Linked DNA regions of Homo sapiens: region 1 is linked to region 2. A link is a contact called in ENCODE Hi-C or POLR2A ChIA-PET data. All regions are on one chromosome and are shown on one strand. The core of a region is the stretch at or near the end of the contact, and the rest is flanking DNA. Distances in the headings are between cores, read along the strand shown.

Evidence for each region. A loop is a pair of places that touch in the nucleus more often than their neighbours do. ChIA-PET counts read pairs that join two places held with the same protein, here RNA polymerase II (POLR2A). Pooled maps may share reads with other maps.
Region 1: a loop to region 2 is called in a pooled map of heart right ventricle, with 2.0 times the contacts of the local background. The contact joins two enhancer-like sites. A Hi-C loop is called at or near these places in 1 of 168 maps with a recorded cell type or tissue (posterior vena cava) and 6 of 50 pooled maps. POLR2A ChIA-PET finds 5 or more read pairs at or near these places in 2 of 52 experiments (activated CD4-positive, alpha-beta memory T cell and activated T-cell).

Annotation. Positions count from the first base shown.
Region 1 is chr6:15,611,122-15,614,385 of GRCh38, reverse strand. All of the region lies in intron 6 of DTNBP1 (dystrobrevin binding protein 1), which reads left to right. Among named protein-coding and RNA genes, the nearest start is that of DTNBP1, 50 kb to the left of the region's middle. RefSeq lists enhancers at 1,308-1,377, 1,418-1,527. Within about 2 kb of position 1,430, at least 3 of the 41 ENCODE cell types and tissues checked have a DNase peak (open chromatin) inside an H3K27ac peak, as active enhancers do.
Region 2 is chr6:14,440,168-14,443,274 of GRCh38, reverse strand. All of the region lies in intron 2 of LOC105374942 (a long non-coding RNA gene), which reads left to right. All of the region lies in intron 1 of LOC101928331 (a long non-coding RNA gene), which reads right to left. Among named protein-coding and RNA genes, the nearest start is that of LINC01108, 160 kb to the right of the region's middle. RefSeq lists an enhancer at 1,161-1,859. Within about 2 kb of position 1,691, at least 6 of the 41 ENCODE cell types and tissues checked have a DNase peak (open chromatin) inside an H3K27ac peak, as active enhancers do.

The DNA of each region.
Region 1 (3,264 bases), core at 181-2,680, 1.2 Mb before region 2:
AAGATGGATAGGTTGGGCAGAGTACACTCTTGGTGTTAGGAGTGTTGATGAGTGGAGCTGTTCTGGATCTAGGATGTGACAATAACAGGAGTGGGTTGCTATCATGGACAGGAGGAGCTGGTCACTAATATACCACCACCCCCCTACCCCCAATGAAGCTAATACATAGGTGAGGTGGATTATTGTATTGATGTTAAAATCTTCTAGAATGAGGCCAAGGGATGAGGCAGAAATGAATAGAAATGAGTATTTTAGAACACAAGTTCTCAATCAGGGTCATGTGTCCTTAGAGATGGGCACTAAATGTTAATGAGCCATAAGAGTCACCTGGGGAGAGTATTTAAAATGGGGATTCCTGGGCTTCATCCTTGGGGAGTCCATTCTAAAGTTAATTCCAGTGGAGAAAGTTGAAATGACTCCTTATTCCACAAGCCTCTAGAATGGTTTAAATTTAGAATGGTTTGAAACAGGCATTCTAGGTAATTCTGATATGGGTGGCCTGTGGACCATAGTTTGAGAGACTGCCAGGCAGGGATGGGAGATTGGGTTGTGTGCAGGCTGTAAATGGAAGAGCTTCAGAAGAGCTCCAGGGAGGCCATGGATCAAATTGTTCACAAAAGGTTGTATGTGTGCGAATTTTCCAGAGGTGCTTTCTGTACATTTCATTTGTCCCACAAAGATTGTAGGAGGGCATTTGGCAGCATTAAGAATGGAGTCCTTGGCCAGGTGCAGTGGCTCACGCCTGTAATCCTAGCATTTTGGGAGGCCAAGGCGGGCAGATCATGTGGTCAGGAGATCGATACTGTGCTGGCTAACACGGTGAAACCCTGTCTCTACTAAAAATACAAAAAATTAGCCGGGTGTGGTGGCGGGCGCCTGTAGTCCCAGCTACTCGGGAGGCTGAGGCAGGAGAATGGCATGAACCCGGGAGGCGCAGCTTGCAGTGAGCCGAGATCGCGCCACTGCACTCCATCCTGGGCAACAGAGCAAGACTCCGTCTCAAAAAAAAAAAAAAAAAAAAAAAAAAATGGGGTCCGTGTCAAAAAAGGGGCATTTTTTTTTTTTTTTTTTTTTTTTTTTTTGAGATGGAGTTTCACTGTTGTTGCTCAGGCTGGAGTGCAATGGCATGATCTCGGCTCACTGCAACCTCCGCCTCCTGGGTTAAAGCGTTTCTTCTGTCTCCCGAGTAGCTGGGATTACAGGCTCACACCACCACGCCCAGCAAATTTTTTTTATTTTTAGTAGAGATGGAGTTTCACCGTGTTGGCCAGGCTGGTCTCAAACCCCTGACCTCTGATGATCCACTCGCCTCAGCCTCCCAAAGTGCTGGGATTACAGGCGTGAGCCATCACGCCTGGCCTAGAGAAGGGACTTTTGAATGAGTGGGTGAGCCTTGTGACCCAGGGCATTTCCAGACTGATATGTGGGTGTGGGAAAAGAGGAACTTCCCTTAAGAGGAAGATAGCAGAGGTAGAAATGGTCAGGCTAGTCTTCATTGTTAAATGAAAAGTTAGAGAGACATTCTGTTGTGAAGAAGTTAGGCATGGAAATATGTTTATAATGCAACAAGAGTTTCAAGGAACATGGTAAGAAGGCCTAGAATTTTGAGAGGAAATTTTTGCAGGAGGTTGGACAGCTTGGGTACAGGTCATGTGACCCTAGAAGGTGGTTTTCTCGTGTGTGAAATGGGGATAATAATAGTACAGTACATTATAGGGTTTTAGGGAATCAGTAAAGTGCTTGGAATAGTGCTTGGCACCAGCTAAGTGCTCTGTCAGTGGCTGCCAGCTCTGACTAACTCGTATTATTACTTGTGCAGCTATAAAGAAATGGGTATTCTATATTTTTAAATAGCCCATTGCTTTTTAGCTACATAATACAAAAAGTATATGAATATTGTGATTTTTCTATCAAGATATGTTGAAATGTGATTGTTGGAAACATATGATAGCAATACCTCAAAGATATTGTGGATTCTGTTCCAGTCCACTGCATTCTGCAGTAAAGCTAGTTACATGATTTTTTTTTTGCTTTCCTAGTGCATATAAAAATTATGTTTATACAGTATGTAGTCTATTAAATGTGCACTAGCATTATGTCTTAAAGCACAATGTACATACCTTAATTAAAAATACTTTATTGCTGATGATCATCAGCCTTCAGTGAGTTGTAATCTTTTTGATGGTGGAGAGTCTTGCCTCTATGGTAATGGCTGCTGACTTATCAGGTGGTGGTTGCTGAAGGTTAAGATGGCTGTGGCATTATCTTAATTAAAATAAGATAACAATGAAGTTTGCTACATCGATTGACTCTTTCTTCCTGGAAAGATTTCTCTGCAGCATGCGTTGCTGTTTGACAGCATTTCACCCATAGTAGAATTACTTAAAAAATTGGAATCAATCCTCTCAAACATTGCTGCTGCTTTATCAACTCAGTGTACATAACATTCTATGTCCTTTCTTGTCATTTCAAAAATGTTCACAGCATCTTCACCAGAAGTAGGTTTCTTCTCAAGAAACCACTTCCTTTGCTCATCCATAGGAAGTAACTCCTCATCTGTTTAAGTTGGATCACGAGATTGCAGTAATTCAATCGTATCTTCAGGCTTCACTTCTAATTCTAGTTCTCTTGCTATTTCTACCACATCTGTAGCTATTTCCTTCACAGAAATCTTGAACCTGTCAGAGTCATCCATGAGGGTTGGAATCCACTTCTTCAAAATTCTTGCTAATGTTTGATATTTTGACCTCCTCACATTAATTATGAACATTCTTAATGGCATCTGGAATAGTTAACCCTTTCCAGAGGTTTTCAGTTGACCTAGATCCGTTGAAGGAATCATTATCTATGGCAGCTATAGCCTTACAAATTGTATTTCTTAAATAATAAGACTTGAAAGTTGAAATGACTCCTTATTCCATAGGCTGCAGAATCAGTGTTGCGTTCACAACAATGAAACAACGTTGTTCTCCTTGTTCATCTCCATGAGAGCTCTTGGGTGACCAGGTGCATTGTCAAGGAGCAATATTATTTGGAAAGGAATTTGTTTTTTTTTTCTGAGCAGTAGGTCTGAACAGTAGGCTTAAAGTATTCAGTAAACTATGCCACAAACAGATATGCTTTCACCCAGGCTTTGTTGTTACATTTATACAGCACAGGCAGAGTAAATTTAGCATAATTCTATGGATTTTCAGGATGCCTCCAAAGATTTTCAGAGTAGTAAATGAGGCATTGGCTTCAGCTTAAAAGTCACCAGTTGTATTA
Region 2 (3,107 bases), core at 442-2,941:
CGTAATGAGATCTTGGGAATCTCAGGCCCTATGTCTAAACACAAAATTCATTTATGTTTTCCATGCAACTTATACCCATAGACTGATGATAACTTCATACAGTTTTAAAGAGAATTTTGCACATAAACAAAGTTTGTGTCCTTTCGTATATGTGTCTGGAATTTTCCACTTGTGGCATCCTCTCAGTGCTCAAAAACTTTCTGAGTTTTAGAGCAGTTTGGATTTTGGATTAAGGATGCTCGAATTGTACCAATATAACAAAAAAGGGAGCAGCAGGAATTTAGGGATTCGATGGGAAAATGTGTAAGGTGCAGTGCGTTTTTCTTTGTGCCAATGGGAAGGGACAATTTGTCCACTTCCTGGAATTCGCAGGAAAGCCCCTCAGAGCAGGGTTAATAGCAGCCTGTATTTTTGAAAGACTCTGTGTTAGTCAGATAAGGAAAGTTCAGATAAGATTTTAAATATTCTCACCTCTAAACAACCTTTATGCCAAAGCTGTCATCCCTTTAATACATATATGCATGCATATACACATGTAAATATATATTATATAGGTATATATACATACACATATGATTTATGTATACCTATATAATATATATTTATATAGGTATACACACACGGGATATTCTATACTTACACCACTTATGGCAATTATTTTTAAAATCTCCCTGCTTTTTCTCTTGTTCATCTCTGCCCCCTCCCAAGATCCTGGCTTGCCCTCCTGATGCCCGCAGGGTCAGGACCAGATCTAGGAGAAATGAGGAAGTCGCAAAGTGGCATGTGTAGACTGCGTGGTTTGCTGAGAGCCTTCAGTATGATGACAGGGTAGCGCTAGGCTCTTAGGTCCGCCGTGAATCTAAGTGCAAGTCAGTTATGCTTGGCTCAAGCTCTTTACCCTCTAAGTAGATTTCCCAGGGAGTTTCAGAAACACCAGCACAGGACGGAGGAATTTTCCGAGAGTGCGTGCTCCTGCATTAGCGGGTGTACGCAAGAGCCAGAGAAATCTGGGCTCTCATATTCACTGGGCTCCCACTGGCTAGAAAACTCAGGGTCTAAACTCCAGCGAACATTCTCAAAAGAATCAAAGAACCTCTCTACCTCTTCCTACATTGTGTGGCCACTGTTGACTCTCTCCCACAGCACTCCCAGAAATTGTTCTGGATCTTTCCTAGAAGACAGCTTAGGGACATTTATCTTTCCCCTGTCCTCCTTGGTGACAGCATGTGTGGACCACTCCCCACTGGTTGGCATCTCATCTCGGCCCCTTTGCCTCATTTCTACGCTGCAGAGAGTTTCCCACAAAATTTTCCCACAAATTTTTTTTTTTAGCATTTAGCGGGGATTTCACCAGCAAAGCAAAAGACTCTGCCTGCAGGCTGATTGGTTGCAAAAGAAAAGGTGAAGACATTTCTGAAGAATGGTCCCATTTGAGAAGCGAAAAGCAGCCCTGGTCAAACTTGTGGCCTAGTCCCCTGTGAGTGTTTTTGTCGCTCAGTAGACTGCTTCTGCCACTGTTTATCCAGCACAGGGAAGGTGCTTTGAATAGATGTCTTTGCTGACACGGATCCCTTTGCTTTGTGAATAGGGCGATTACTGAACAATGAAGCTGTTACATTAGGAGCAGGAGCTGGCTGGAGCCAACAAATCTCCTCTACGTTTACAGAGCTATAATTATCCAAAGTTTCAAAACACAATGGTATCTGCTGAGAGGGAACATCTGGGAGGGAACCAAGCCATCCCAATTAAAGGAGCGATGCACAGCCCATGGACTGGATGAGTCCGCATTAATGGGGTGGTGATTTTTTTAGATGTCACTCAAGTTAACAAATGTGCTGAAAGGTTTAAGCAGAACAAATGTGCAGGGGGATAAAAAAATCACATCAAGAAGAGAGATCTGTTTTATAAGAACATCTACAAATTGGTTGCAGAAAGCATTCCAGGCTGCTGTTATGAACACTAATCAAGAGAAAAATGTTTCATGAGGTTTTTCCCATATGAAAATAAAAGCTTTTTCCAGTTGCCATTTCATTTCAAAATAAATTCTTTTAACCTCCAGAGGACCCCGCGTGACAGAGTGGGGTGGGAGGACAGCATTGTGGGGAGGTCTGAGTGGTTCGGGGTTATGGGGCTTGTGCCGGCACTTAGGCTCACCATAAAGATTAGGGGAAATTGGTTGTTTTGAGAGATTGGAGACTTGATCCTATAAATAGATTTGGCCCAGATAGTAGCGCTGGACTCCGCTTTGCCAATGAAGTTTACAGCATGCTCTCCGCCGTAACAATCTGTCCTAAAATGGGTATGGGCCACATGCTTAGGGCTCCTGAGCACTTCAAGACCTACAATCTAAATCAAGGGTCTATTGCACCTATTACATAAGTTGAGGGCAATTCTTCCAGGTTAAAAAAAAAAAAAAAAAAAACTAAAAGAATAGTTATGAGGGCAGTAACAAAACCAGACAAAAGAATCTCTTATTCATCATCTTATACCTCTGGGAATGTTTGCTCTAATGGAGTGAGAGTTCCATCGGGGGCGGGGAGTGGGGCCAGCATAGAGGATTATTTCTTCAATTATGCTTCCTTCCCATCTGTTTGGGGGCACTGCAGCAGCATCACACAAGGACTCAGCTCAGTTCTGAAGGCAGAATCTGGAAAATGATTTGGGTCATCACAGGCTATACAGCAGAGCCCACAGTAGGCTAAATCAGGAAAGTGGGGTGTTGGACAGGTTTTTCCCAAGCTGTCCTTTTCTGGGCTTTTGCTGATGCTCCTGCTGCAATGGGGTCCCTCCCCACTTTCAGTGCCCTGTTGGTCCCCCTTCTGATTGTTTCCCACAGAAGTACACTAAAACATGCTGACAGAGCACTTGCTAGCTTTCACTTACTCCAAAGGGAGAAAAAGTTTAAGTCTCTTTATCAACTTTCCCATAGGTATTTGCATGATTATTGCCGCAAAAGCAGTATTATAGCAACATAAAAAATGAATAATTAAAAACAGTTACCAATTAACCCACCACCCTACTACCATTTGAGTACCCCTAAGCCCATTTGTTCGCTGAGCCTTCACCTGCTTTTTCCTTTCTGCTTTGTGAAATATTTGCCTATTTCT